Regions from separate parts of the Mus musculus genome. Here region 2 is linked to region 1. Evidence: chromatin loops called from intact Hi-C (ENCODE). Cell type or tissue: left cerebral cortex. All regions are shown on one strand. Links, peaks and the distances in the headings refer to the core of each region. The heading gives the core; the rest is flanking DNA.

Region 1 (15,917 bases), core at 3,348-11,347:
ACCTAAGTTAGGATGGGAGGATGGAGTTGTTGGCGTGGCTGAGGTGGAAGGAGATGAAGGCAGGCAAAGGCTACACTAAGTCTAAAGTATCTGCTTATGGCCCAAGGAGGCCAGTTCTCCAAGAAAAACAAGATACTTAGTTGCAGGTCTACCCTCAGTGTTAGATACTAACCATGCTGGAGTCACAAATTCATCCAAAACTAATTCCAGACTTTGTAAGGTGGGAAGTTGCTATGTACATCTATTGTCTTATCTGTACTGGTTTTAGAAAATGGTCACAGCCTTTCTCAGAAGCCCTTTCTGCCTTGTCTTCATCATCAAGCTCTCATACACACTGGGTACCTCTCTCTCTCCCCCTCCCCACTTAGGATAGTCTCTCTACATAGTCTTAGCTGTCCTGGAACTCACAATGTAGTCCAAGTTGACCTCGAACTCACAGAGATTCTCCTGCCTTTGCCTCCCAAGTACTGGGATTAAAAATCTGCACCACTACACTCAGCATACATGGGTCTCTTTATAGGATTCAAATTGGCCAATCAAGGTCTGACAATACCTTGGCCATCGCTATACTATCCCCAGAGTTATACCTAGAAATCTTTATTGAACATGTCTATTGAGTTTCCTTCTTCCAGATTTGTTCGAGTCTTTTGCTTTCCAACATGAATTTAGAGTTTTGTTATCAAGTTCAACAAACAATCCTTGGTGGTTGGCTTTGCCCATTTGTGACTTTAAATCTTCATATCTAAAAGGCAGTAACCCCCTTGATTTATATAATTTTTCCTTAATAGCTTTCAGAAATTGACAATATCCCCCAAGAACATAGGGGTGATCATGTCAGTTTTAGACTAGATACTTTATATTCTTTGGCATAAGTGTAGATGTCTGACATTTCCAAACTATCCACAGCTAGTTCTGTTTATGAAAATGGCAGTTTACTTTAATTTGATGACTTGGCAGCTGGCAACCTTAAACGTCAATGTTAAGTCTAATTATTATTTACATATTCCTTCTGATGTTCTACATAGCGAATAAACCACCCCAGGCTCAAGAAACACCATGGAAGAGAGAGTGGAAAAAATATGAGGGATGGAAAGATGGCTTAGCAGTTAAGACCACTCACTGCTCCTACAGAGGAGCAAAGTTCAATTCCCAGCACCCACACGGCGGCTCACAACCATCTCTGATCTCACCCATCCACAGAAAATCAAAGTATGTGTTAATGTGAGGAGGACGGGCAGAGGTTCTCTGAAATACTGGCTTTGGCCAGAACGAGGCCATTGTACTCATGAGCTTACTGGAGGGAGGTTTAACTATACAAAGTCAAGGGAACAGGATGTTAACATCCCAGCAGGCAGGAAGAACCAGATTCAGTAGGTTAAAAATGGAAAGGGCTGTGGGAGGGGCAGGGACGGATGGACATGAGGGTGGGAAGGGATGTTCTAGGAAGAGTGGGAAGGAGGAGTTGGCTAACAAGACATATTATATACATGTCCATAATTATCAAAGAATAAATAATGGGACAAAAACAAAGAATAAATCATTTGCCAATAAATAATCTATTTTGTTTTCTCAGCTGTCAACATGTACCGTTTTGTTTTACTTTAGTTTTGCTGTTTTAAGAAAGGGTCTTCCTATGTAACCCAGGGTGGCCTTGAACTCACAATTCTCCTGCCTTAGTCTCCTGAGTCCTGGGATTGCAGGTGTACGCCATCATACGTACATCATATATTATCATGGCATGAAATGGTTTTATAGCTTCAGCATGTTAAGGGAGTTCTTATGTTGAGTTATAAGTAAGAATAACTTTAAATTTATTAGATATTATTATATTATATACTTATGTTAAATACATATAAATAGTATATTATACTTTATTATGTTATATTAAATCAGGTATTGAGATAATTTTATTTCTTTTCTTCCTTTACTCTGTCAATGAAGCCAAGAGTTCTCATTCCTGCATGTACCAGAGACTGATGTTAAGTATCTTCCTCAGCCGTACTCCATCTTACTTTTTGAGACATGGCCTTTGCCATCTTTGCAAGCTCCTGGGGTCCTTTTGTCTCTTCCCCAGTACCAGTTTTGTTTTGGAGATCCTGGGGAGGTTGGGTTTGTTTGGGGTTTTTTTGTTGTGGTTCTTGTTGGGTTTTGGTGATGTTGATGTTGGTTTGGATTTTTGGTTGATTTGTGTGGCAAGCACTTTGCTCACTGACCCTTCTCTCCATATCTATATATGTGTGTGTGTGTGTGTGTGTGTGTGTGTGTGTGTGTGTGTGTGTGTGTGTGTGTGTGTATGTGTATAGAGAGAGACATGCATAGATGTATTGATATAAGTGAGATACATATATATACATATGTGTATACACACATTCACACACACATACAACAGGCAGAACAAGATCTTTGAAGAAAAACATTTGTTCACATTTTCAAGTTTAGAAGAGCAAACCTGGGCTCGGCCACTTCTGTAAGCCTGACCTCCTGCAAGCCTCCCATTCCCATCCATAAGATGGAAACAACAGCTGGTACCTCAGAGAATGGTCGGAGTAACCCAATAACATAATCCTGGTAGGCACAGAGCCTGATGTAAGTTCTCAAAGCTTGGTCACATTAATAATGTACCCCAGCTGATTGTACCCATGAGTGGGTCAGTTGAGGTTTCAATTCAAGTTCGCTTAACTCTAAAGCCCATGAGATGTCTTCAATTTACACACCACTAGAGGACAGAGAGGTTGGTTGTCCCCTAGATTTCTTGCTAGGCATTTGTCACTGTGCAGTGAACTGCCATGAGATCAAGGCAGTGGGCTCCCTTTTTGGTGCGTGATAAGCTTTTTAAATGGTGGTAGTGGTTTTCTTGCTGGGAATTGAGCCCAGGGCCTTATGTGTGCTGGGCAAAAGCTCTGTCTCTAAGCAACACTTCCCCAGCCCTGCAGTAAAACTGACAAGCCTTCTTGAACTCACTTGGCTATGTACTTACAGCAAATAGATTATGTTGAGCCTCCCAAACAGCTTCTGAGTAAACTTTCTAACGAGGTTTTTGATACAGAAGATGTCCTGGGACTCTGTTCTTCGGCAGTGTACCACCTCGACCTTCCCTCTGGGGGACGTGAGGATGGACATTTTCCTCTCCTGTCCTCGAGAGAGAGAGGGAAGTCTGTTACTCATCTCAGATGACAGGCTAGCTCAATCACAGTACATACAACACTGGACAGTTGCTTAATTTCATGTGGCCGGAGTACACCTGTGCAGGGGTGCTCAAGGGGCACTCAGGGGCCACATTTCCTCAGGTGGTTGGCTATAACAACTGTCATTGCAAACCTGCTAAAATGCTGTTCTCCTAGAAAAAGAACTGAGAACTGGCCTGCCTAAAACTGTCCACAACTGTTTTAAAACTGCTTTAGATAGTGAAAGGGATTGTTGAATAACTTAACCCACTGTGGCAGCAATACAGTTGTGTTATAAGGAAAATATTGACGTCCATCCCCACATTCTGAATAAGTTTGCTCTTATGGAACCTGGAACCCTAAAAGATAGCAATCTTGAAAGGTTTTATGAGACAAAAATCTAAAGTTTAAACAAGAAAGCATAAGCTTCCTTAAAGAGTTTTCCTGAGGGGTTACCATGTTTCGAAACCCTAGGTGCCAAACCTATTCCAAACCACGAGTTTGGACATATCTTGGAAATGTCTCCCCAAAAGCTCATGTATTAAGGGTTCAGTCAACAACTTGAGTCACTACCGGGAGATGGTGGAACATTTAAGAAAAAGATAGATCACTGAAGGCATGCTCTTGTAGGGGAAGAACCCCAGTCCCTTGCTGTCTTTCTTGTTGCTTTGTGGCCACCATGAGGTGAACAGACTTCCACTGTCCTAAGTTCCCATCATGTTGCTGTCAGAGGCCCACAGCAACAGGGCAAGGTGAGCAGGGATGGACAGAGCCCTCTGGAATCATGAGTTCAAATCAACCACTTTTTCTTCTTCTTCTTCTTTCTTTTCTTCTTCTTCTTCTTCTTCTTCTTCTTCTTCTTCTTCTTCTTCTTCTTCTTCTTCTTCTTCTTCTTCTTCTTCTTCTTCTTCTCCTTCTCCCTCTCCCTCTCCCTCTCCCTCTCCCTCTCCCTCTCCCTCTTCCTCTTCTTCTTCTTCTTCTTCTTCTTCTTCTTCTTCTTCTTTCTTTTTGGACAGAGCCCTCTGGAATCATGAGTTCAAATCAACCACTTTTTCTTTTTCTTTTTCTTTTTCTTTTTCTTCTTCTTCTTCTTCTTCTTCTTCTTCTTCTTCTTCTTCTTCTTCTTCTTCCTCCTTCTTCCTCCTTCTTCCTCCTTCTTCCTCCTTCTTCCTCCTTCTTCCTCCTCCTCCTCCTCCTCCTTCTTCTTCTTCCCTCCTCCTCCTCCTCCTCCTTCTCCTCCTCCTCCTCCTCCTCCTTCTTCTTCTTTTTCTTTCCATACAGGGTTTATCTGTATAGCCCTGGCTGTCCTGGAACTTACTCTGTAGACCAGGCTGGCCTTGAACTCAGAAATCCGCCTGCCTCTGCCTCCCGAATGCTGGGATTAAAGGCGTGCACCACCACACCCGGCTCAACCACTTTTTCTTACAAGCTCATTATTTTTGTCCAAAAAGTGGAAAGCTAGCAAATCCATCAAAGGCTTAGAAGAAGTCCATCACAGAGACTTACTTTCTCCTTAATACACACATCTTTTCCACAGTCTTTCTCAGCAGAACCCTCTAATGGCTGCAACAGCAGCGTGTCCGGGTTCCAGAAAGTTGGGAAAATGCTGCCAACAGCAACAGTAGCCCACAAAATGGTTTCAATTTTTCACTTAACATCTCAAAGCTTGTCTGCCTCTTCTTTCCATATCTCTTTCTCCTTCTGCTCCTCCCTCCCTCCCTCCCCTTCCAAGGGAAGAATTACTACATACTAATAGGTCAACTGAAATCAGGGAAGTCAGCTTGGCACGGTCACAGAGAACAATATAGAAAGCTATCCTGTGGGCAACTCTTAGTCTCCTGCACTGATGACCACAGTTCTGACTTCTAGCATGCAGTTGATCTCTGCCAATTTTTAATCATTATATAAACGGAATTACATAGTATGTATGACTTTTATCATAAGACATATCCTGTTACTTTTTTTAAGCTTAGATATTCCAAAGAAGTTGAATGCTGCAGGACTCTGAAGATGAAACGGACTGTGCTCATGCCCTGTCGAAGAAACCAAGCCTCCGGGGAAAACAGTGGCTTGGCTGAGGTCATACACATGCAGTCAGAAATAAAAACCATTGGCATCTCAAGCCAGCACTGCCTCTGCCATTCCCCACCGTGAGCTCTCTTCCCTCTCGTCACTGTTCCCCAGGGATTCAGATCAAACCGGTCCTGGTTTCCCTTAACTGCAAATCTTCAGTGAAAAGTGTGAGATGGAGTTGACTAGACCCTGGGAAGATAGCAGGGTGACAGGCTGGAGTCCTCCAGTGGCCTTCCCACCATCAACTGCACAGGCTTACAGAGAAGTTTTATCGGCACCTTCAAGGCAAACATAGCTCCTGGGGATGGCTCAATGTTGCCCAAGCTTACAGAAATGGAGAGGTATCAGAGATGCCAAAATATTCATTTTCTTTAACCAGTTCCCATTTTACAACAATAACTGACCAGTGAAGCTGTCCAGATGTTTCCATTGCCCAGGCGTTTAGCAAGCCGTGTGAGCTGGGTACAAGGACTTTTGATTTTCACAGAGCACAGTGGGAGAGAAGCAGATCCCTATGTGTGACGTGGTCTGTGTTGTGTAGCCTTGGTGTTATGGTGACCGTGGTGGTTATCTAGAGAACCTGTGCCGTCGTCCTTAGCGCTGCCCAGCTGTTGCCTAGTGGAACCATGGACTCAGAATAGAAGCACTTCATGTTGCAAAGACAAGAAGACCTTGGTATCTAGGCAACATCTCCAAAACCTGGGATACTAGCTTCCTCTCCCCCACTCTCTTATCTTAGCAGCTATTGGCCTGTCGGGTGGTTTCACTTTAGGAGCACAGCAAAAGTAATTTCAGTGTATTTAATGTTTGGGAAACGAGATGATTTTGAATATTTGGATGACATGGTTTAGAGCTGTGGCAAATGCTTTGATTTTGGCTATACTCATTTGTAGTTTGGAAAAATTGCAAAAGAAAGTTTAGAGAGAGTAGGAGTGATATCATGGCATACTTATTTTTTTCCCCAAATACTAGGAGTTGGGCAAGTATGGAAATTCCTTAAAACAATTATCTATTGCCAGATGTGGTGGTACCAGCCTTTAATCCCGGTACTTGGGAGGCAAAAAGCTGGTAGATCTCTGGGAGTTCCAGGCCAGCCAGGGCTACACAGTAAGACCTTGTACCAGAAAACAAACAACACCAAAACAAACAAACAAACAAACAAACAAACAAATCATCGTCATCACCACCTGTAACAAAAAACTCATAAGGATTTAATTAAGTCACTAATAAATGACGAGCGTAAATGCACGTTACTAAATGAGAGACAGTAATCTGAAGAGGTATATGACTCCAACCATCTACAAAGAACTACAGAGACATTAAAAAAAAATAGATCAATCGATCCCTGCTACCTCAGTCCAGTGTCCGCACTCTCTCAGCCCCCAAGGCTCTCACTATCAGAGAGGAGGCAGTGTGTGCGCTCAAGAGGCAGTGGACGACTACAGAAAACATCTGGACACAGCAGCGCAGCACAAAACCTGTGCAAACTCAAGCCAGACCAAATCCCCTTATGGAGAGATGGGCACACAATACCACACCTGGCAGTGGAGAAATTGGTCATTTTTTAGCTGCTGGAAAGCATGAGTTTTCTCTAAGAGTATAACATTCTGGTAAGTTGACCAAGCTCCAGTAGACCACATATCCAAGAATATCTGGGCAATACGAATTAGTCTTCAAAGGTTAAAAAACAAAAAGACACACAGTTGGGTGAATAGGGAGTGGGGTAGATCTGGGGAAAGCTGGAGGAATGGCTATGATTAAGACGCAAAACTTTCAAAGAAGGAATTAAAAAACAAACAAACAAAATGCTTGATAAAAAGGAGTATTGATGGACAAAGGCTCGAGGGGGAGGATGAACAGGAGGTACCCTGAGGATGTTGACAGTTCCAGGCCAGCCTGGTCTACAGAGTGAGTTCCCGGACAACCAGGGAATCAGGACTACACCGAGAAACCCTGTCTCCAAAACAAAACAAAAAATCTTGCCGTTGTCCTAAATCTCAAGACTGTTACAAAAGTAAACTCTAACAGTTTCTTGTAACTGACACGGGGTGGGGATGGATCGTAGAAAGTCCTTTGAGGGTGGGGAAAGAGTAGGAAAAGCTCACCTTCCCAATTTTGCTGTCAATTCCAAAATTTTTATTTTAAAAAATTATCTTAACTATATGCTAAATCACTGTTTTTAATGTACTTCAGATATTATACGTACTAACATCTAGCGAGTATTTTACAGAGACAGATTTTTTTCTTTAATCTTAAGGAAATAGATACTTTTATCCTTTTATAGCTAAGGATATTAAGGATAAGAGAATTGAGATAATACAAATTTACATGCCGGGCGTGGTGGCGCACGCCTTTAATCCCAGCACTTGGGAGGCAGAGGCAGGCGGATTTCTGAGTTCGAGGCCAGCCTGGTCTACAGAGTGAGTTCCAGGACAGCCAGGGCTATACAGAGAAACCCTGTCTCGGAAAATAAAAAAAAAAAAAAAAAAAAAAAAATTTACAGACTAAAAATTTGATCAGTTTCTGTAGGTGCTTTGCTACTGACTAATTTCCACCTTTCTCTAACATCTTGTTTCAAAAATACCTCTTCTGATTTTTTTTTTAAAAAAATCCACATTTCAAGATTATTAACTTGGTCCAATCGCGGGGAAGCCTAAGGCGAGGGGGCGGGAACTCGAAAGACTACAAATCCCAGAATGCACCGCTGCCCAGGCTGCTTGCAGGGTTTCCTCGGTGCTTTTCCCTTCTCCCCGGAGTTTCTACACCTGAAATGGATTTCTACGCCCCTCAAAGGTGCCACGGCCTACAGCTGCACGCATCCCGGAGATAGACCTGGATGAGCCCTCGCCGCCAGAGCCCTATATCCCTGCGGCGCAGCCCGCCCTACCCACCTCACCCGCAGCTCCAGCAAGCCGCAAGTCTCCACAGAGGACGCGCACACAGTTGCTAAGGAAACGACGCGGCGTTTCCCCTGACTGGTGAGGCGGTCAAAGGTCGTCTTCGCAAGTTCCGGTTCCGGTTCCGGTATCTAGTTTGTTGTGGCTGACTCTGTTGTGCCGGCCGGTTCGAAGTGCTTTTCTCAAGTCCGGTTGTCGGCCAGGATCGCTCGAGTTCCACGGCTGCAGTCATGGCAGCCTCCACGGCGGCCGGGAAACAGCGCATTCCTAAAGTGGCCAAGGTAGGCGACCGGGAGGAGCCCCCGAACAGCATCTGCGGTGTCGGGCACCAGAGATTCGAGACAGCGATCTCTGTGCCGCGGTCCAAGAAGACAGGTGGTCGGTGAGGTGGCGCAGGGTCTTGTCACTCCGAGCTCGTCTCGCGTCTGCCCAGCCTTCCTTCCAGGGTTGCAAAGCATCGGTTCGGTTCGGTAAACTGTTTGCTTTGCTAGTCTCTGGGGATCCCCTACTTTTACTCCGGGCAAGAGTGCTCCACTAAAACTGGAGAGAGAGCGAAATGGCAACCCAGATAGATGTATCCAAGTAGTGTAGATATGCCATGGGCAAGAGCCAGAAGGGTGCCTGTAAACTTGAGGGTAAACTTTGTGAAGGAAGTTAACACTTAGGCTGCATCAAAGTTAGGCAGTGAAGAGAATGGCAGAGGATAGGCTCTGGGCAATGGCATAAAATTTAGGTTAGATAGTAAATTGTTATATTTCCAACTGTGGTTGATACTTCATCAATACTTAATAAGTGTCAAATCTTGCACTTAGCCATCACATACAGTCATTCTCTGGAAGTCTGATTTGGCCATTTTGTCTTGAGACAAGTTCTTATTTCCACATGTAATTATTGTAAAAGTCTGATGTGGTAGCTTCCCCCCTACCCCCGCTCCCAAACCCCTATCCTGAGTCATAAAAGCCAGGGAATGCATGCTGACTAAGTTTTTGACAGCTTGACACAAGATAAAGTTATCTAGGAGGAGGCATCTGGACTAAGAAAATTCGTCCCTAAGCTTGCTTGCTGGCAAGTGTGTGAGGCATTTTCTTGATTACCAATTGATGTGGACGCCCCCCCCCCCCCCGCCTACTTGGGCAGTGCCACACCTGGGCAGGGGCTCTGGTGTAGTCTGTGAGAGCAGACTGAGCACAGCTGGTATGCCTCCAGCTTCCTGCCGTGTCTTCCATTCATGAAGACTGTGGTCCAGTTGTGTAAGCCAATCAGTCAGCTCTTTCCTCTGCAGGTTGCTTTTGTTGGTGATGTTCGATCACAGCAGTAAAAAGGCCAATTAGAACTTAGGGTCCATCTGCACTTGAACACATTTGACTTTTAAGCTCCTGTGTTGGAACTATAGCTTCAGGTGCTCTAAAAGCTTACAGGCTAATGATGGAGACTTAGTAAAAACAAGTTTCAGTTGGCCTAAAATGTCATGGAAAACCAGCTTGTCCACTAGAAGGATTAAAATATGTAGAGGAGTTCTCTAAGCAGGTTATAAAGAGGAAGGAGTGTGATTTTTTTTTCCCCCTGCCCCTCATGGAGAATTGAAGATGTTATTCAAAGATGGCATCTTGGGCACATTCTTAGGAGGGCTTTTTCTTTCGAGACAGGGTTTCTCTGTGTAGCCCTGGCTGTCCTGGAACTCACTCTGTAGACCAGCCTGGCCTTGAACTCAGAAATCCACCTGGTTCTGCCTCCCAAGTGCTGGGATTAAAGGTGTGTGCCACCACCCTGCCATTCTTAGGAAGTTTATGTCCTGGAAAATATACAAGGGTTTTAAAATCTCGTGTGGAGAGCACTACCCAAAATAGGAATGTCTCTTTGTCTTAAAAGGTGAAGAACAAGGCGCCGGCCGAAGTGCAGATAACGGCCGAGCAGCTCCTCCGAGAAGCTAAAGAGAGAGAACTCGAGCTCCTCCCACCTCCACCTCAGCAGAAGATCACAGATGAGGAAGAATTAAACGATTACAAACTCCGGAAAAGGAAGGTGAGTCCGTCAGAATGCACTGTGCAACCTGTCCCAGTTGCTGCCCACAGTGGGAACGAGCTCCCAGAGAGCCTATGTGATGGGACCTCAGGCGAATATTGGGAATTATTTAATCCACGAATATTATGGAAGTTATATGGGAAGTTCTATAAATTACTGAGCACTTGAAGGTAATCTTGAAAGGTGTTTTAACATTCTTGTTCTTAAAAGGAATGAGAGTAGAATATATTAAAGTACTCGTTAATTATTACAGAGAACAGCAAAATCTTGCAATAGCTACCCCTACATTTTTCTTGTCTCCATAAACTTTAGAGAAACACCTGTCACTGATACCCTTCTGGAGGAAAGCTGCTGTTCCTTGGCATCTAGGATATAATTTCTTTTAGGAAGAGTAAAACGAGAAGTGTATATCATAAGGAAAAGCAAAGTCGTTTTCTCTTTACTGTACTGCTCCCCGCCCCCCTTTGCCTTTCAGACTTTTGAAGATAACATAAGAAAAAATAGGACTGTGATTAGCAACTGGATAAAATACGCACAATGGGAGGAAAGTCTAAAGGAAATTCAAAGGTAAAATTGCCATGACTATAGTGTCTGTCTACAAAGAGTGAGTAAATGAGCACATGAAATCTAGGAAGGTAAAGCATGGACCTGTACTGTGCTAGTAATTTCCAGCTTCTCTTCCATGGAGCCCTCTGAGGCAGTGGGTACTGGGAAGGACGGTTGTGGAGTGTCTCGGGAGGGTCTACATATGAGTCTTGCTGCTCTCGTACTCCTGTCACTAAAGAACAGTGTTTTATCTGTTTCCTGTGTTAATTTAATATTGTTTCAAAATAATTGTTTCAAAAATAGAAATGTTCTCCTGAAATCTGTTGTCAAGATAAAAATTGTGGGTGGCCGTCACTTCCTGTTGGCCAGCCAGCCTTTCTGCACTCTCCCTCCTGCCCGAGTTCCGCTGTGACCATGTCCTTGCCAGTCCCGAGCCATTGCTCTTTATTGTGCCATTTGTTTGCTCTCTGCTTTGACCCCTTGAAGGTGCCCTTTTCTACCAACCTTGACTTCTGAACAAACTACAACTATCTCTCCCATTCTTGGTTCTGGAGTTCCTGCAACTTAGCCTGTTTCACCAAACATTGCTGTTTCTCACTGTGTTTCCTGTCTAGACCTTGACTATACTGCTCATGACCTTATGAAATAATTGCATGCTGTCTCTAAAGACTGTACGATAACTTGAGAACATCATTGCTTTTCCTCTTTTTATGACCAGAAGGTGGCCCATGATAGATAGATGCCTAACAACACAGGAGGACATTGCAGCTACTGTGAGGTGGCTGCTGCATATCTCACGGTTGCTGCCTTTGATGCTCTCCATATCTTATTTGTTAAGGGCTCGATCCATATACGAGCGTGCTTTAGATGTCGACTACCGAAATATTACCCTCTGGCTGAAATATGCAGAAATGGAGATGAAGAACCGCCAGGTCAACCATGCCCGAAACATCTGGGACCGTGCCATCACAACTCTGCCACGCGTCAACCAGTTCTGGTAAGCTGCTCATTGCACAAAGCAGTCTTTGTGAACTAGCAAATACCACTTGATTGGGTATTAGGTTTATTGCAATTATAATAGTTGTATGTGTTGATTATTATATTCTATTTTTTTAAAATATATATACTGATTTTTAATGTCACATAATCTATGAATCATAATTCTAATGTCCCATGGCTATGTAATCAAACTTAAATGTTTAGTACAATTTTTTATTCATAAGAAACTTCTTAATGAAGCCTTCCTCCCCTATGGATAATTCTTTTTCAGGTTTATATTTTAATAAGAAAACATTTGCTTAAACATCTTGGAAAGATAAAACTTAAAATCAACCAGGCAGTGGTGGCACACACCTTTAGTCTCAAGACTTAGGTGGCAGAGGCCCACCTGGTTCCAGGATAGCCAAAGCTACATAGAGAAACCCTGTCTTGGAAAAACAAAGAAAACAAAACAGAAAAAAAAAACCTTAAAATCTTTCATTTAACAAAATGTTAGAAGTGTCAAAGCGTTACTTTTCCTCCTGAGTCATTTTGACCACAGCAGGCGTCTTTGGATGATTTTGTCAGGTATAAGTACACATACATGGAGGAGATGTTGGGCAACGTTGCTGGTGCCCGCCAGGTGTTTGAGCGCTGGATGGAATGGCAGCCTGAGGAGCAGGCCTGGCATTCCTACATCAACTTCGAGCTGAGATACAAAGAGGTGGAGCGGGCCCGCACCATCTATGAACGCTATATCCTTTGAATAAGGTATTAGTGGTACATGGCTGTCATGGGTATCTACCTCCCAAAAAGATGTCACAGTAAAGACATGTAGCTACTAATGTGACATTGGAAACTAGGAAGGCAAGTTTCGTCCCTTTGACAATTTTCTGTAGGGTTAGAAACTGGTCAAATAAAAATGTGTAGACTGGGTCATTTGAGTCTTTTCAGAGATATTGTGGGTTCGTTTTTGGGTTTGCACAAAGTCCTAGCTGCTAGAACCAGAGGTCTGCATTGCTCATTGGCACTGCTAATGGAGCTCATCAGAGTTGACTGCTTACTAGCTGCGACTCCAGCTAATAAATGACTCCAGAGTCATCTAGTTCCTTGAGCCTTTGTGTCTTTTCTATACAAGAAAAATTAAAAACTAAACATGGTGAAGTCTAGGTATATACTCATGTATAGAGCATGTGCCTAACATATTTTGAGACCCTGAGTTTAGGCTTCAGCACTATAGAAAACAGACCAATGTTAACAAGTGGAAGATGGTGTTTGTGAAAACACTGTTAGAAACGGATCTGTGAAGCTCATCACCCAGAGGCGCCTTATTTGCAAATTGCCACACTTACTGAAATTTATTTCGAGTTCTCAATAATTGCTATGCTTTAGCAGTCATTTGCAGACATGTATAGAGCAATGGCTGAAGTCTACTTCAGCAGTATATAGTGATGCCTGAGTGTGAAGTCAGGAGCAACCCACTGTGTCCACAAGGAGTGCTCTCCCTCTCTGAAACCAGTGGATCAAGGTTCTGACACCTGCAGAGAGAGGGACAGCCTAAAGCTAGTTGCTTGGTGCTCTGAGCCACAAACACATGAGTAGATGACTTAGTTGCCGAAGTACTTGGTGCACAACAGGCCCGTGTTTGGATCTGTAGCACGCATTTACAAAGCTGCACCCAGCATATATCTGTAATTCCAACACTGGGGAGGTGGAGACAGGAGGATTCCAAGGCCTTTAGGCTAGTCAGTCTAGTTGAATAAGTAAGCTCCAGGCTCAGTGAGAGGCCCCATATCAAATAATGAGGTGGGGAGCAACTGAATAAGATACCTGATGTCAGCCTCTGGCCTCTTGCACCCATATGTGCTTGTGCGTACACACACACACACACACACACACACACACACACACACACACACACACACACAAGAAAATAGGATGTGCTGGCTTTAGAATTTAACACTGGTCTGTGGGAGATGTGTGCACGCATATTCCTCCTAGGATCAGTGGCTTGGCATTCAGTGGCTGAGAGTTCTTACTGGCTTTCCAGAGCTGCTGTAAGCAGTGAGAACCTTGCTGTGCAACATTAAGATCTTCAGTTGTCTCTACTCATTCCATAGTGGCTTAGCAGAGGCTTGAGGAACACTGGGTTTGTAGCTGATGGGACCCTGAGCTCTTACTACTGTCAGTGCTTGGGAAAACCCTGAAGTGCAGGAACTACCCCATTCAGCAAGTGCGGAAACTGATTAAGCAACTTGATGAGGGTCTCAGGTGGTGGCACTAGGGGTATTTGACCCAGGAAATGAACCTCAGAGCTGATGGTCTTAACATCCTTGCTCCCCTTGAGTGTATTTTCCCTGTGGAAATGATTTGGCTTCTTCAGGGAAGGCTGATGTGCTCTGGTAATAAATGGCAATTGAAGATTTGTCTTTAGCTTTAGATAGCAGCTCTCTTTTTGTGGCAGTTTGTTCTTTCGTTGTGAGTAGACTGTTGTAATGAGCATTTAATGGAATAGGTGCTTTTTATTGGCCATGTTCTTTTGGCCAGAAAGTGCTAAGCTTTATAAACATTTCCTCATTTCATTAAGCAATGATGGGTGAAGTTGATAGTATTTTTCCCTTTCCACACATGAAAAAAACTGAGACAGACATTTTTGTTGAAGATCACATGGTTTGTAACTGGGTTGAGGTTTTCTTTGGCTTCAGACTGTCCCACTGCTACAATACCGAGTCAGCGTTGAAGGGAGGTCAAAAGAGTAAGGTGACCTCTCAGGCTATAGGTTAGTTGCTAGCCTCCTTTGTGTGTGCTCATCCCCACTTGTATTTGGAATTGTTGGAGTTTGGGAGGTTAGTAAGAGTGGGGGTCTGTTGTGTGGGTGTTGAACCTTTGGCATGTGCTGTGCATGCGCACTGCCACTGGGCCAGCCTCAGCCTGTTACTGGCTTAGCCGCGTTGTCCTGCCTGCTCTTTCCTTCACTCCCTGCCCGTACTTGTGCTCGTGCACCCTGCTGTGAAAAACTGGATCAAGTACGCAAGATTTGAAGAGAAGCATGCTTACTTTGCTCATGCGCGGAAAGTCTACGAGAGAGCGGTGGAGTTTTTTGGGGATGAGCATATGGACGAACACCTCTATGTGGCCTTTGCTAAATTTGAGGAAAACCAGAAAGAAGTAAGTCACAATGAGTTCATCTCTGTTTCATTTTATTTGCTTATCCATAGAGAAAATGTTTTCTAGAGAAAAACCATAATTTAATACGGAACTGAATGCATGTATTGCTGAGCTCTACATTGGAGCTGAGTGATCATTACAGTAACTGTCTTAATTTCATTCTGCTCTGTGTGAAAATTACGTCTTTAAAGATGAATACCTGGAGTTAGGTGTCTTGGCACATGTCTCCAACCCCAACTCTCACAAAATTGAGGACTGACTCAGGCTGAGGCAGTAGAAGCATGACTCTGAAGGCAGCACAGTACATAGACCTTTCTCGGAAACACAGAAGTACATGTATAACCTGATGAAGAGTCATTTGGTATCCTGATTCAAGGGTCTTATAGATAAGTGAGCTTGGGAGGCAAAGAACCAATGCAACCAAGCAAAGGAGATAATGTAGAATGGAAACAGATTGTCCCACAAATAAGCCAGTTCTTTTCTTCCATGGTGTACACAGAAAAGAAGGCGTCAGAATTGGAGGGGTCAGCTTGTCTCTAGGAGGCACAGATTAGAAGGTTTTAAGTGGGACTGTGACTGGACAATATTTTAGTGAGCTTCTGGCTAGTTCATGAAAGTACTTTGGAGAAGGGTAGGGGCATAGCAAGAGTGAAGCCAGGGGAAGGCTGAGGATGTAGCTCAGTAGGAGAGCACTTGGGAACACAAGTCAAGTTCTGGGTTTGATCATCAGCACTACCTACCAAGGAGGCAGGTGGTAAAACCAGGGAATCCAATGAGATTTAGAAAAGAAGGTGGGTCAGCAGCAGGGTAGAGGAGAAAAGGGCAATAGTGAAGAGATAAAAATAGATTGACACTTGTTCAAAGAGTCATGGAAGGAGAGGAGAGCACGAGAGGAACCAAAGCAGACTCATGGGGCTTTGGGCGTGAGCAGGCATGCCGTGGAGATGTTGCCTACCAGCCTGGGAGAGGACCCAGGATGGAGAAGGTTTATGACAGTACTAAATAGGGAAATGTTAATGTAGAACTATTAAATATAGAACTATTTTATTAAATATGAATCTTTTCTGAT
Region 2 (15,917 bases), core at 2,582-10,581, 1.1 Mb before region 1:
AAAAAGTGAGAGAGTTTAGTAAAGAAGGTCAATGTAACTAGTAATATAGTAACCGGAGAAACACAACTGTAAACCATAAGAAGCCAACAAACAGATTAACAGAAAGTTATGATGATGTCTCAGTATCAGTATCTCTCACAAACTACCATTTACTAGATTATACTATATCATAGATATGACATTATATTGTAGCCACTTTAAAATACCCAACACACACTATGATTAGTAAGTCCTCTCTTGAATATGTGCCCTGAGTAACTGTCTAAACACTCGTGTCTCAGAAGTCTTTTACATTCTTGACAATTATGCAGTGGAGCTGGGGAAATGATTCAGTCAGTAAACTGCTATACATAAACTGCTATGAGGACCTAAGCTCTAATCCCCAGCACCATGTAAGAACTGAACAGAGCCATCCGTCCTAATAATACTAGGGCTGAAAAGGTATAAACAGAAGGATCTCAGGTACTTGCTGGCCAGCCAGTGTAGCCAATATGACAGCTCCAGGGTCAGAGAGACAATATATCTCAAAAAAGAAAATGAAATAAAACAGTAAAAAGTAAATGAGGAAGCCATCCAATATAGCTGTCTAGTTCCCACAGGAATGAATGTATGTACACACTTGTACACACACTCACTCAATGGGAGGGAAAAACTATGAAGGATTTTGAAGTATTTTTATGTAAACTATAACCATCAAAAAAATTTCGAAATACTAAAATAGCATAAATAATATTCGGCTTTTAAACAACTTTATTTTACAAAGCCAAACTAAAAGAAATAAAAGTATCATTGTTACATTTTTAAAATCTAAAAATCTGGCTTATTTATTTCAGTTGTCTTTTCTGTTTCTTATCCAGATCTTGTCTCTGAAAACACTGTGTATTCAAGAGAAGAATGGAGAAAGCAAGTGACACTGGAATAGGAGTAGCAGTGATGCCAGCTCTGACTGTGCAGGCACCTTAGTTTCAGGAACCCAGAAAGCCATAAAAGGCAGCAAAGCTGCTAGATGCTAAAGCTGGCTTTGGAAACCATGTCCTTATTTTAAGCTCAGCAGAATTTGTTGTAAGTATAACTTTCACAGTAATAAGTATTACTAGAAAATAAGGTAGCAAACAAAAAGGAAAAGCTAACTAAGTTTTGTTCTAGTTGTCTCACTCAAATTCAAGTGGGTCCTTACTGGTCTGGAAGAATGGCTTCTTCATCCAAAGAAAACGTCCCTTGAATCCCGTGACACAATTCAGGTGGCACATCAACTGGCTGTGGGAAAAAAAAACAAAACACACATTTCTATACTATAACTGAAAGAATGGACCACAAGGACGCAGTAGAGATTTGTGTGCCTTCTCTTAAGTTCACCTAAGTTAGGAGGATTATAATTCAGAAGAGCCAAACTAAGGTGAAGATATATCAGCAAGTGAACTGATAAACAAAGCGTGGCCTTTGCTTCTTATTGAAAATTAATCAGTCATTATTAGAAATGACACTTCAGTCTTGCCTACAACGTAGATAAACTTTAACATACTAAGTGAAATGAGGCAGTCTACTGAGGATTCATACCATTGGAGTCCTGTTACATGAGGTATCAGAAATAAAAAAAACTCATGGAGAAAGATAAGTACTTGACTGTGGGATCACAGGATGGGGAGGTGCTGTTTAGTAACTGTCTAGTGGTACAATTTCTGTGTGAGTAAAAGAAAAAGTTCTATACATGGACAGTGCTGCTAGCTGTACAATATCCTAAATATACTCAGTGTTACAACATTTTGTACTTGAAAAAGTTAAGGGTAAATTATAACACACACAACCTGTAACTCATGTATTCTTAGTTAGTGAACAAACTACTACCATACCTCTGTGGAACCCGTCTGATACAGCTCTAAAATGAAGTCGCGTAGTGGATGAAGTTTTCCCACAAACAAAACATCACCTCCAAGACTATTTCTCCTGTCTAAATAAAAAACATAAGAGCAGTCAAGCAAGCACATCTAATAAAACTTATAAAGCTGTAACAAAAGCAAGCATCTATACCCTAAGACTAATGCAGCACAACACTGAAGAAAAGCACTTTCTAAGTAACAAACTTAAATGCATGCTGTGCGGCTCTATGGAAGAAATACTATTCTGAAATGAGTTTCGACAATGAGTAAACCCAAGAAAGAGGCCATTGCTGAGACATACATGGACGCATTGCATGATAAAGGACAAGACTTTCTTAGTTATAAAGTAGCTGACTTCTTGCTTAAGACATAAACATTCTCTAAGGAAAACTAAAAATGAATCAATAGTTTCTTAAATTTGTTATATTTATACTTTATAAAATTTTCAAAACTGAGTTCAGCATGACAATTTGTGCGATCTAAATACTCTGCCATAATTATAAGATACTACTTTTTATGCAGATTAACATTTCAAGTTAGCCCTCTAGGAGTTAATGCTTGTCTTACTCAACTCTTTCAAGAAGAGTTAATCCTTTGAATGATAATTGGAAGAAAGCAGACGGAGAGAATGAGGAATGCCTTCCTAAGAGGCAGTAGTATGTGTGTGGATGTCATTAAGAATCAAAAAGTCAAAGGGGATTCTTTTTTTAATTAACTTAGGAATGTTTATTTCCTTTTTAGTTTCTTCAAGGACCAGTCATTGTTCTGCAATGTCTTGTTTAATCGCCAAGTTTATGGATGCTCTATGGTTTCTCTTATTGTTGATTTATAGTCTTATGACTGCAAGATCAAACAAAATACAAGTAATTATTTCTATCTCCCTTTATCTGTTAAGACTTGGTTTGTATCCTAATATATCATCTATTTTAAAGATAGTTCCATGGTCTGCTAAGAAATAAGTGTATTCTATAGTCTGAATGGGATGAATGTCCTCTGAATTATCTGCTCAGTACATTTGATCTAGAATGTGATTTAATTCAGTTTTTTTTTTTTTGGTCAGGATTGCTGGGGCTAATCTGTGGCCTTATCTCTAGCAGTACTCATTGGATCAAACTGGATGCACTTATGTTGAGGGTTTAGAATACGAGCATCCTCTTGATGATTGTTCTTTAATCAGTAAAAAGTGAGCACTTTCATGTTTCCACTAGTTTTGGCTTAAAATGTATATCATTAGATATGTTACCTGCTTGTTCCTAGAATACTTCAAGAGATATTCTTGAACTGTAACTTTTTTTGAGGGTCTCATCCTGTACCCCAAGCTGAACTTTAACTTTCAACAATCCTCTTGCATTAGCTCCCCTCAGTGCTGGAATAACAGGATTATGCCACCAAAGCCCAGATGAACTGTTAATCTTTAACAAATTTAGTAAATACTTTTGAATTTAAAATGATAATTATTTAGTACTCAATTTACAGGTAATAGGTTAAGAAGGAAAGTTACTGCCTATTATAAAAGGTAAATCAATAATTTATGCCTCCTATATGAGAAACTTTCCAAATGAAAAAAAAAGTCTACTTTTATACAGAAATGAAGTTTGTGCTGGACAGACTCCACATTGATCAAGTGGGCGCTGTGACTCTTACTCTCTTCTGGAGTGAGGTCTGGGTACACCTCTTCTAGAGCCGCTCGCAGCCTTCGCTCATCCACAAATGGCAATAGAGCAACACCTGGAGAAAACAACCATTTGACCATTACAATCACCTGATTTCAGTTCACTGTTTCAAATGAACATCTAGCAAATAGAACTGAACTCTGTCATGTATCCAAAACTCAAATGTAAATATTTTCATATGTGGTGGTAATGGCAAAAATGCCCCCATACTTTACACACTTGCAGTGCTATCACCTTACTAATGCCCTCAGGCCAACTATTAGCTCATCTTCCTTGAGCTTGAGCTTGTCCTTTGGCCTTCCCGATTCTTTGTAAAATGATGTAATTTACCTCACATACCCAGTTCTATTTCCAGACTACAGGAAAGGTCCCTTTAATTTCCAAGCTTCTACAATACTCTGTTTATAATTAATCTGATTAATTTGCATGCAAACATTCTTTAGAGCTTGGCCTAAATAACTTACTACTAGTTGGGAACAGAACAGACTGTTCCTGTCGGGGCTGGAAATGGCACCCGAGTGTGCTGAATTAAAGGCATTATTTCACTTGAGCCTACAGTTACCATTTTCAGAGACATTAATATAGTGTCTATCATAGTACTAAAAAAATGTTACTGGACCACATCTTTGTTATTCTGGAATTCAGAAAAAAATAGTATTTGGGGTAAATAAAACTTAAAAATAAGTAACAACAAATGTGAAATAGAACTAAACAATTCTAAAAAAAAAAAAAAAAAAAAAAAAAAACCACTACTACAAACTACTGTATTTGAAATTTTAAGAAATGAAAAGGTTTCCAAAGCAAACATTACTAACTTAGTTACTATTATTTTCTCAGTAAAGAAGCATTTGATTTTACTGCAATAAAAGAATCTAAGTTCTGGTATAAATTTTGCAGCGCCTAAAAGAAATGATCACCTGTAATCTAGACAAGGCTAATTCAATTATTAGCAAACACAGGGAAAGAAGTTGTTCAAATTTTGTTGAGTCATACACTTGAGAGAAATATACCAACAAATACCCAAATCATTATTTATCTTTTATTTTCTACCCATTTGACTTAGGATTTAAAGAAAGCTCTGTAGGGCTTTCCTATAACAAAACTTCCTACAATATTAATTCCAGAAGCTGAATCTAATCAGGAAACAGCTTGCAGTGCCTCTGACAGTAATAAAATCACCAAAGAGCAAATCACGTTCGTGGCCTGGAGCAGGAAGAAATGGTTACCAGCAATGTGCTGGAAGTAAGCAGAGGAAGAACAGAGCACTCCTCCTTGACCACTGAGCTCCATGCACTGCCCCATCTGATCCTCTCTTCATCCCAAAGCAGCCCAGGCACTGGGTACTGTGGTAACAGCCACTTCAAGAGAGCTCATCTAGAGTCTGACTCCCTAGGTTTAGATCTTGGTTTTGTCATCCTTAAACTTTGACAAAATTACCTAAGCTGTCTGTTCATATATAAAACATAAAGTAATCAAAACTATAACATGTAACAAATTGTATAAAATCCCAGTATTGCTATTAAATATATATTGTCAAAGTATACACAGTCAAAAATGTTTTTTGTTTTTTTTAAACAACTACATTTCTCTTCCTATCATTTTAAGGTATAATCAACCCAGGTAAACGCTTTACCAACTAATATATTAACATTGCTTCCACTAAGTTTTAAAGTTGTGTTTTAAACTATATTTCTTAATAGTACTAAATTTGACATTTTTGGACTATGGGTGGAGTATAAGTGAAAATATTAATGTAATTTGATGCATAAAATATAAAATAAAAAGTAAGAAACTGACGTTGAAGCCATCCTAGAACAAACTTTCTAAGAGACCCTGTGATGGTTAATCTTTACCATCGGCTTGACTGGCTTTGGGGCCTCCTGGGATATACGTATACGTAAGTGTTCCCACTGAGGATATACGCTGGGATATACGTATACGTGAGTGTTTCCACTGAGGATATACGCTGGGATATACGTATACGTAAGTGTTTCCACTGAGGATATACGCTGGGATATACGTATACGTAAGTGTTCCCACTGAGGATATACGCTGGGATATACGTATACGTGAGTGTTCCCACTGAGGAGGAAGAGTCCCCTTGAATGTGGGAAGATCTCTCTTACTGGCAAGAGTCCCCAATAACAAGAAGAGGAGCTGGCATTCATCTTCTGCTTTCTGACTTCAATGACAGTAACCAGATAGCTGGTTTCCCCTGGTTTCCCACACCCTCCCCTGGGCTAGGCTCAGTCCCTGGAGGCATGAGCCACAACACACCCTTCCTTTCTAAGGCTGCTTGTGTCAAGGATTTTGTCACAGTGCTAACTAATTAATACAGACCCAAAATATCCTAGAAAAGTCCTAGTAGGGGATTGGTCTGTTGCTGCTTGTATTCAAATGCTAAATTCTGTACCCCAAGATCTGGTTGCCCCCTTCACCAACAAGGAGAGCCTCCACAATGAGGAGATCCTCACAAATACCAGATTTTGTTGTACAAACGTGCCCTCAAGTCATCCCTGTCTGGTCAATAAAGATGTCTACAGCCTGAGCTAGGCAGAAGAGAAGGGGCAGGGCGTGGGCTCTCAGGCAGGGACACTAGGAAGGAGAGGAAGAAGGCACCATGAGTATGGTAGATTGTGAGCACATGACTATGAAAGGCCCGCCTGTTGGAGTAGGGGCAGCCCAGGTGAAACATGTTAAATAATATCTCAGGGATTTTGACGGGAAGTAGACAAAATGGCATAAATGGTTGACATCTGCCCAGCTCTAGTGTTAAGGCTTATATAACTCTAAGATATCATTAAAACAGTATGGTACTGGGATAAAACCAGACATAAAGACTAGATTAGTAGCTTTTTTCAATAGAAAAAAGCCTTTTTAACAGCTGGTTCATAGAAAAGTAGTTATCCACATATGAATGAATGAGACTGGGTCCTTATCTTATACCATATACAAATATTAAGTCAAAATAGGACTGAAAACTAAAATATAAAAGCTAAAATTATAAAAAGTTCTAGAAAATATGCAAAGGTTCACAATACTAGACTTGGCAAATGATTCCCTGGTTACACAAAGACAAGCAAAACAGATAAAGCAGAGCACCAAAGTGTAATCGTTTCTGACATTAATGGACACCAGAACAAGGGAAAAGAAAACCACAGAACTGAAGGAAATACACAAAAATCATCAACAAATGCTTAAAGGCTATAAATTTTAATGCAACAACTAAAACCCGACACAACCTAAAGGATTTGACTAGGATTTCTTTAAAGATGTAAGTACCCCAAAGGCACATGAAAACATGCCCACTATCATTACCAGTGGGGAAATGTAAATTAAAGCTACTGTGAGTTACCATTTCATAGTGGTTAGGGTAGCTCAAAAAACCAAAACAACTACAACAAAAAATCCAGGAGAAAAATATTAGCAAGGATATGAAGAAATTCAAACCACTGGGCATTATTTTATCTTCTTCCTAAAATTACTATATTGAGAAGATTTATTGTTATTGATATAAATACTATAATAACTATGATTACATAAATTGGCAATCTGTATGTTTATATATTTAAAAATTTACTTGTTTATTTGTAAACCTAAGCAAGCAATGAATTATGTACTTAATAAACACAAATAGATTTACTTATTAATTAACTTATTTTAATTAGCCCTCCATTTCCTCACTGCTTCTCTAATTAAATCATCCTCTACAAAGTTCCTTCAAAAGCCTTTGGAGACGCTAATCCATTTACATGTGACCAAAGCACATTTTAAATAGCCCCAATATATTGGATGCATTTTTTAGTATCATTATATTAAAGTAATAAGAAATTATCACTACTATTTAAACCAAAAGCTAACCCCCAATTACAGTACATTTTTTGTTGGTTTTGATTTTGCAGGGACCAGGGGTAGAGGGAGTGATGAGTTTTATGAGGTTTGGGGGGGGATCAAAGGCACTTGTGCATGCCAGGTAAATAATCTCCCACTGAGCTACTTCTTAGCCCTTCAATCTGTAAATTGATGATACGCCCCCTCTGCCTCACAATTCTGAGCTTAGTATCCAAAAAAAAGGATACAGCACAAGAAAGTGTCAGAGGAGAATTTGATGAGCAAGTGTTTTTTACTGTGTGTTATACTCAATGACCAACTTTTGTTGAGTAGTGATTAACATCTTAAAGTTAGTGTGAATTTTTAAATTGCTTTCCCACATAATCTATTCACATAAGGAATGTAAAGAACGGGCAAAACATAAAATGTCAACTGTTAAGTTTCTACTATATATTTTACAAGTTTCCATAACCCCAAACATGCATGACTGTGTTTCTTTCTTAGCAGTTTTGAAAGGTGGCAAGGGGTTACTGATTGAAGAAAAACTCACAAAGAACACTATTTTAACCTATTTCAGTAAGTTACCACTTACCATATTTTACTATTAGAATTACTATTGATCACTGATGATTATGATTGAATATTTATATCTACTTTTCACATGTAATTATGAAAGTATGGTTTCCAGAGTTTTTTTTATCCTGTAAGTCATGATTGATCAACTTCATTAAAAACTGTAAACAAACAAGGTGATGGTGGTGCACACCTTTAGTCCCAGAACTCAGAAGATAGAGGTAGGCAGATCTCTGAGTTTGAAGCCAGCCTGGTCCAAAGAACTAGTTCTAGGACAGCCAGGGGTACACAGAGAAACCCCCAATCCAAACAAACAAACAAACAAACAAAAAGGAATGATATCTAAATTTTACCTTGCCATGCATATTTCTTCCCATTCAAATCAATAGCAAAATCTTCAGGATAGAAGTCAATTATACTGGAATCCTGTTTCAGGAAGAAAGTAAAAGAATCAAAAACAAAAGCCACATACCTTGTCTCAAAAAACATGAAATAACTTTAAACAAAGAAAAGAGTTTTAGAACTGATAGTTATGGACTACATGCAGGCAGTGAAAGGTTTAGTTACTCAACATTTCCTACCTCCTGGCTGGGTCTCACTACGTAACCAGCACAAAAGAACAAGCTTAGAGTTAATTTTAGGTAAGTCAGATAGAATGTTTAAAGTTCTCATAGGGTTGAAAGAAATAAAAATCATTATGCAGGGTGTGATTAACTCACAACTTTAATTCTAGTACTGGGGAGTCAGAGGTTGATCTCTTTGAGTTCAAGGCCAGCCTTGAACAGGGGGAGTTCCAGGACTACATAGTAATTCCCTGTCTCAAAATAATAACATGTAGATTGAAAACAAATCAGTTTTATTTACTGGGTAGGAAACTCAGAGACAAAGAAAGTACAGAATACCACATTATGCAGTGAAAAGCAAAAAACACATTCTTTGCATATTTCAGCTTTTTAAAACTATGACATGCAAAGTCAACTTTGCCTAATGTTCCTAACACATTTGAAAACACTAAGACTTACAGGGTCACTCATGAGCTTCCGCCATGTTGGAGGTAGAAAGTTACCACTTGCAGCTGGGAAAACCCCCATTAGTTGTTCCAGTGGCTTAAACTGCAAGAGAGGGAAAGGTTAAAGACTCCCAATTATTATGAAATTCAAATTCCTACTTCTCATTGACTTGAAGCTTACCGGTTTTGTGCCCTTTTCAAATTCAGAGGACATGTCTGCAATACCTTCAAAGTCTGAGGCAAATGGTGCATAATGGAATGGATAATACCACTTCCAGGAAGCACAGCCCTAAAATCATTAATGACAATTAAAAGCAAAATACTCTTAATGATGAACATGGTTAAAAAAAAAAATTAGCTATGACTATCAGTCTATAATATCTTATTTGTAAAACATGATTTCTGGCATATACTCCACTCATTAATTTTTCTGAGTTCAAAATACTGTTTATAACTGTCTGCTTCATATCAGTGGTTCCTTTATTTAAAAAATATTGTAAACTTTCTTGAATAATCAGTAATTAATATCAAACTTTGTATTTACAAATACAAATTCACTAAGATATTTATCCTTAAAATATATTTGATGACATTTCTTTCCAATCTCAGAGCTTCTGTCATCGAATAAAACCAAACACGGTTTTCACCTGGTATTTACTGAACAGGTGGCAGTAGTAGTTGCGAACATCAACAGTAGCTGAGAATCAAACAACCAAAATGTACTATTATACTTCCATGTGGCAACTTTCTCTTGACTATAAATACACTAAAATCAAAACAAAAGCAAGTTGTGCTCATGGAAAAAGAGAAGCCTTTTTAGTGTGCTGTAAAACAAGAAGGAAGATCTTTCCACCACTACTCAGTGCACTGGACACACTGACCCAATTCATCTCATGTAAAATCACAGTAACATAAGAGAATTGTTACAATCAAATTCCTTTCAAATTTTTATTGGTACGCAACATACTGCATCTTTTCTTTAGTTTCTTAGTGACTTTCAAATGCCCAATTGGCTTTAAACTCTTTAAAAAAACAAACACACAAACCAAAACCCACTTAAACTTTAATAATATTAATGACCAACTCAAACATTGTAATCCTTAAAATCCTTTAACACAACAGAACCAAGTTTTATTGATAGACTAATTCTTAAGGAACTTCCAAGTCTTTACAAATATTATTCATGGTAATAATTTTTAGTAGTAAGTTTAAAACTACAAGTGTAGGCTTTATCTAAGGATATTCAATATTAGGTACAATTATAGAAATTACTTGTTTTCTAAAATGATTAGCCAAAAACTTAGGAGGAAAACTTCTTTTGATACCTGGTAATAATAGCGAAGAACCCAGCACAGTCCTTCAACGTAGGACTGAACAACCTTACGTCGGAATTTCTCATCAGCTGCATCTACATCAAATTTGTTCTTGTAGTATCGTTGCTTCCAACCAGCTTCCCATAACCTAAACCAGGTAAAGTAACATTATATTTAATTAATACATCTCTGACTAAAGATTGTCTACTGATTCCCAAACTGAATCAATTCATGTTTAATATCTAAGGGATATTGAAGAAGCTGAACAAAAAAGCTAACAGATTCATTAGCTTTCTAACCACTCCATTTTCAGCATTATCAACTTAAACATCAGAAACCCAAATACTGACTCTAATAAGTACATTAAGAAAATACATTTTAAAAAAAGAGGATAATCATTCATTGAGCAAATACATGATACTTGTCTGTGCCAATTTTAATACTGCTTTCCATATTTGCTTTAATTGTGCAATAACTCTAAAACTATGTTCTAAGATTAAAGTATTGAATATATTTTGTATTTCAAAGTCCTTATTAATATATTAAAGGTATGAGTTAAGTCATTTTTAAAGTGGTAGTTATTTTAAATGTTAATAAGGCATAAAATAATCTATGGAGTGGGCAAAGATTGTGTACATAATTTTTCTCTCTATCCTTGTTTGTCTTATTCCTCTTTCAAATAAGAGTTCTGAAGTTTTACTAGGAGACATTCATTTCTGCATTGTCTCTCTTCTTATCTCCTCACTTATATCCTGGTATAACCTATAAGCAGTCACTTATCGTTAACAATGAAAATACACAATCACCTTTTATGTTTATGTACCTAAGTGTATGACTAAGAACCACATGCATGTCTCATGCCCACAGGCACTGAATCTCCTGGAACTGGGGTTACAGACTGGCTGCTAGCTGCAGTGGAACTACTGGGATTCAAACCCAGGTCCTCTTCCGGAGCAGCTTATGCTCTCAACCTCTCATCTCTCTCTCCAGCCCATAGATTGTTACCCAATGGATTTTGTTTTATATTTTTATTTTCTAAAAGATTTAGACACTTTATCCAAAGAACAAGAAAAAACTAAAGAACACTTTTTGGAAATCAAAACTGGCCAAGAGCATTGAGTCATTCTCCATTAAGGACTTTTGCCCAAGTCTTAAACTTTAACAAAGTAACAGTAGAGAAGACACTATCCTCCTCAAACCACCTACCAACACCAAAAGGAGTCACAGAACTAAAAGATATGGCCTATACTCTAACTCTACTGTTTTACATAAAAATATACATGAAACAGTCATTTCTTAATAGAAAAACAGTTCTACCTTAATTATCCCAAGCACCAGTATTAAGCCATAAATTACTGAATAAATCAAGTTACCTATTAAACCAGTGTTTGTCATGATGGCTACACGATAAACAAAATACAATCTAGTTAATCACATGCCTTTAATCCCAGAATTCAGAAGCAGAAGAAGCAGGCAGATCTCTGGCAGTTCAAGACCAACCTGGCCTACAAAGCAAGTTCCATGCAAACCAAAGTTAGACAGTAAGATCTTGCCTTTAAAAAGAGGGAAGGGCCACTGAGAGGCAGCTCAGAGTTTAAGGGTACTGGCTGCTCTTCCAGAAGACCCAGATTCATATCCCAGCACCCAACAATCACCTGTAACTCCAATTTCAGGGGACCTGACAACCCTTTCTGGCCTCTCCAGGTACCAGGCACACATGTGATACACATACATACATCCAGGCTAAAACACATTAAGGAAAAAAAAAATGAAGAAAATTTAAATTTTTTAGGATGAAAACCGAAGTGACAGAGATGGTAAAACTATAGAAAGATTAAATAAATGTTTATCTCATGGTTACTCACTAATCGGATATTAAAGGATATTAGAAAAGCCACATATGACCTATACATGAAGTTTTTAATCATAAATTAAAACCCCACATTTTATCTCCTGTACAAGAAGTATGCCTTGATGAACTTTGAAACACACTATTTCCCTAAATTCGTAGTGAGCTACAATTTTTAAAATTGTGTTCTTTTGTACAGAAAGCTCAGGGTAATCTGGACCTAGGTGTAAGAGAGGCTAATAATCTTTTAAAGTAATAATTCTAAGTCCAGTTTCTAAACAAATTACAGAATCAACGTTTCCCACTACAAAATTTAAATATGCAGTTAAAGGAAACTCCTCTGCCATGCAACAAAATTGCACATGTGCAATTGCGTAGTTCTTTTTAAAAAATACATATTTATCTCTTAAAATGATTTCTGCACATTTCATTTTTAAGGAGGAACCATTTCAAGGCAAGGCAAACTATATTACTGTCCAAATGTATCTGAACTTTCTAGGTTAATCTCTAAACAGTAACATTCAGATCATATCATCAGAGCTAAACATTCGTGCCTCATTAATCTGGTGCTTGGTCTCTGAGGGAAGTGGCTTGGAGGACAGAGAGCTTGCCTGCATACTAATCTAGATACTTGGGTTTAACAGCAATAGCTTACACATCTCCCTGGAATTAGTGACTATTCTAACTCTCCACATTAATTACTGCTGGATAAAAAGATCATAGGCAAGAATCTGAAGGCATTGCCACTGTAAGCTAAACAGCATTAATTAGACCACATCTCTTTCAGCAATCCGCTAACCAAGTGCTACCCCAAAAAAAGGCTTTACCTGACGTTATCCTCTGGCTCTGGCTCACTGTCACTGTCTTCTGCTTTTCTCTTAATTCCTCCTAGTGGAGATGGGGAGCCATCAGATGCAAAACTTGTATTAGGAGATATTGAAGGACTCTGTAGACAATTATGATATTACAGAAAGATTTCATTATTCATTTTATGTAAGAAGGCATAATCAAACACCTACCACTTACCAAGTTTCACGGTAACAGCTTTTAAAGCTATTGAACAGAGCAAACACATCTAGAAAGAACAGACTGGTCTTGTCCCACATCAGTCCTCTTCCCAAGAAAATTAACAACCAAAGAATTAGGATAAAACTTGTAGCAAAAGAAACATAGCTTAACAGACATAAAAAAGTTATTCAACTTAAATCTTATTTTCCTTTAGTAGTTTTCTGGTACCATGAATTTATAACCATTCTCTACTATCAAACAGTAAAGTTCTAAAAAGAAAACAAAAACAAAACAAAACAAAAAAAAAAACCCAAAACCTCTGAAGGAAAAAAAATGATCAATATGGTATATGTTACCTATAATAAATGACAATCGCACACACACAAAGCTCATGAGAATACAATCAAATATGAAGTGGTCAGCCATACTCAACTACCCAGGAAAGAAGCAATTTAATGAGATTCCATCTGAAAACTGCTAAATCATTTTACATGTATTTTTTAATACAGCATATAAAATAGAAAAGTGGAAATTTTTATTAATATTGTAAAACTTGGATAATACTTTAGGTTATTAGTTTTCCCTTGTACCAAATTCGAAGATCACAATAGGATCATAAATATTTTAGTACTTAATTTTTAAAAAATTTTAAAAATTTCCAATTATAGTTACCATATATGACCAAAACTGTCATAACAGAAAATATTTTCATAGTTGTTTTCTTTCTGTTAATCACAGCAGATTAGTTATTTCATGTAAATTGAACTACTTTAAAATTGAGAGCTCACAAGGCTTTAATGATATCAGAACAAAAACCTTAGCATGAAGATAGTCCATACTACATACCAAGAAAAGTTCAGCTATACTTCACATAGAACTTAAAAGCACTTTCAAATATGCATACCAGTTTTGATCAGAAGAATGTATACCCAAGCCTTATGTATCTATTTGGGTGACCTTTGTATCAACTGTCTAAGTCACTGTCCTCTCTAGTCTCAGCCTTGAAACAGTTGGGTGTCCCAGTCATATCTCTAGCACCATCCACTACTCAGTGCTTCAGGACAGAGAAGAACAGCTATAGGCCATTTGTATTATAGGAACCCCACAGCCACTTAGCTATCTGCTTAAACTACCTTGTAATGTACTGACTAACCCATATACTTTTTTTTTTCCACTTCATTTAGTGATTTTCGTCTTGAAAAAGATAGATTTAATGAAGTAAAAAGATGTTGGGAAAAACCTGTAAAACAAAACCTGAGGAGGATACAATGTTCATCACCCAACGTCACACAGAAGTAGTAAGCCACTTACAGAGTTTCTCTGCATCCTCATTTCATAGGCTGCTTGTCTTGGATTACTGGCTACTTGACAACCTGGTGAATTTCTTGAACCCAAGGCATGAGGTGTTAATATTCCACTAGGAGTAAAAGCTGGTTGATCTCTCTAACGTAAATAGAAGGAAAATTAAATTATAACACAGTGACAGGAAGCAAAGAAAACAATGGAATAGTCCTTATTTTACTGCGTTCTTTACTACTAGTTGAAAATCACATGGATGTTCATTAACATCACATGATTACTTACATCTTCTAAGCAACAGTCTGTAATACTTAATAACTCTGCCCTAAAGTACACATAATAATACGCTTGTGTAGTTTTATGTCAACGTGACACACAAGCTAGCATCATCTGAAAAGAGAGAATCTCAATTAAGAGCTCCTACAGAGGACCCAGCTGTAGACAAGCCTGTAAGGCATTTTCTAATTAGTGATTGATAGTGGAGGGCCCTGTACATTGTGGGTGGTGCTATCCCTGGGCTGGTGGTCTTGGGTTCTGGAGAAAAGAAAGCTGTGCAAGCCAGGAAGACAGGCCAGTAAGCAGCACCCCTCCATGGCCTCTGCATCAGCTCCACCTCCAAGTTCCTGCCCTCACTGTTTGTGATGATGATGTTATATGGAACTGTGAGGGAAATAAACCTTTTCCTCCCTGAATTGTTTGTGGTCACGGTGTTTCATCACAGTAATAGTAACTCTAACTCTGACAGTCCTCTTGAAGCCAAATGCAATGGTAAGCATCCCAACACTTCTCCCTTTCAGTTTCCAGATACCGCTCAGTTCTTATAAAACATAATAAAGGTAACAAGTTTCAAACTCCATCTGGTTAAGGGAGGGTGGGGGAAGAAAGAAGGAAGTGACTATAAAGTATTATGCAACTAAGTATAGAATCAATATCACAGACAGAGAAACAGCAGCAAAGTAAGAGAAAGAACTGATCAACACTAGGAGCAAAGCCAACAAGGGAGTCTCTGTGTGAGACTGGAGAGAATAGCAAAGGCATAATGCACGTGGATGTACAAATGAAGGAAACACACACATAGGTGAATTTGGAAGACAGCAGGAGATAAGCTGGACAGTTAGACCAAAACCAAAGTAGAATTGAATTCTGGAGGGATTGAGGAGTCTTAAGAGATTTCAGAGGTGAGAAATGAAGCTTAGGTCACATTCTAGAGAATTAATTTGACAAAGGTGAAAGAGAAAGTGAGTGTAGTAACTTCCAAGAGACAAAGAGCCAACTGTTCTTATTACAAAAACTACCTAATATTTACAAATAATTCTAACAGCAGAGTGTCACTTGCTGCCTACTTTCTATTAGGTAGAATCCTGACTCCAAAGCGTAGGAAGGACTTCTTTTAAAATGAACCATATTTTTTAAAGAAAATGATGACACATACTAGTAGTCTTTGTACTTCAGAGACCGAGGCAGGAGGATTGAGAACTCAAGATC

The links. A loop is a pair of places that touch in the nucleus more often than their neighbours do. Peaks named below come from ENCODE experiments on the same cell type or tissue, not always from the same donor. Only the 100,000 strongest peaks of a DNase experiment are listed, where the experiment ranks them.
Region 2: a loop joins it to region 1, with 3 times the contacts of the local background. A loop is called at or near these places in 4 of 42 quality-filtered maps.

Annotation. Positions count from the first base shown.
Region 1 is chr2:145,927,052-145,942,968 of GRCm38, reverse strand. It overlaps Crnkl1 (crooked neck pre-mRNA splicing factor 1), which reads left to right and starts at 8,269. Exons shown (of 14, transcript NM_025820.3): 1 at 8,269-8,415; 2 at 10,004-10,156; 3 at 10,632-10,723; 4 at 11,541-11,699; 5 at 12,269-12,435; 6 at 14,670-14,848. The coding sequence starts at 8,365. Cfap61 (cilia and flagella associated protein 61) reads right to left here and starts at 8,185. Exons shown (of 27, transcript NM_001369121.1): 1 at 8,129-8,185; 2 at 2,978-3,129. The coding sequence starts at 3,120. In left cerebral cortex, for the core only: no CTCF peak of the experiment used is centred there; DNase peaks (open chromatin) are centred at 7,972 and 8,178; H3K4me3 peaks cover 1,589 bases; H3K27ac peaks cover 267 bases.
Region 2 is chr2:147,035,323-147,051,239 of GRCm38, reverse strand. It overlaps Xrn2 (5'-3' exoribonuclease 2), which reads right to left. Exons shown (of 30, transcript NM_011917.3): 15 at 14,445-14,576; 16 at 12,953-13,071; 17 at 10,289-10,424; 18 at 9,145-9,252; 19 at 8,977-9,066; 20 at 8,308-8,380; 21 at 3,522-3,605; 22 at 1,851-1,948; 23 at 1,178-1,257. Among named protein-coding and RNA genes, the nearest start is that of Xrn2, 30 kb to the right of the region's middle. In left cerebral cortex, for the core only: no CTCF peak of the experiment used is centred there; no DNase peak of the experiment used is centred there.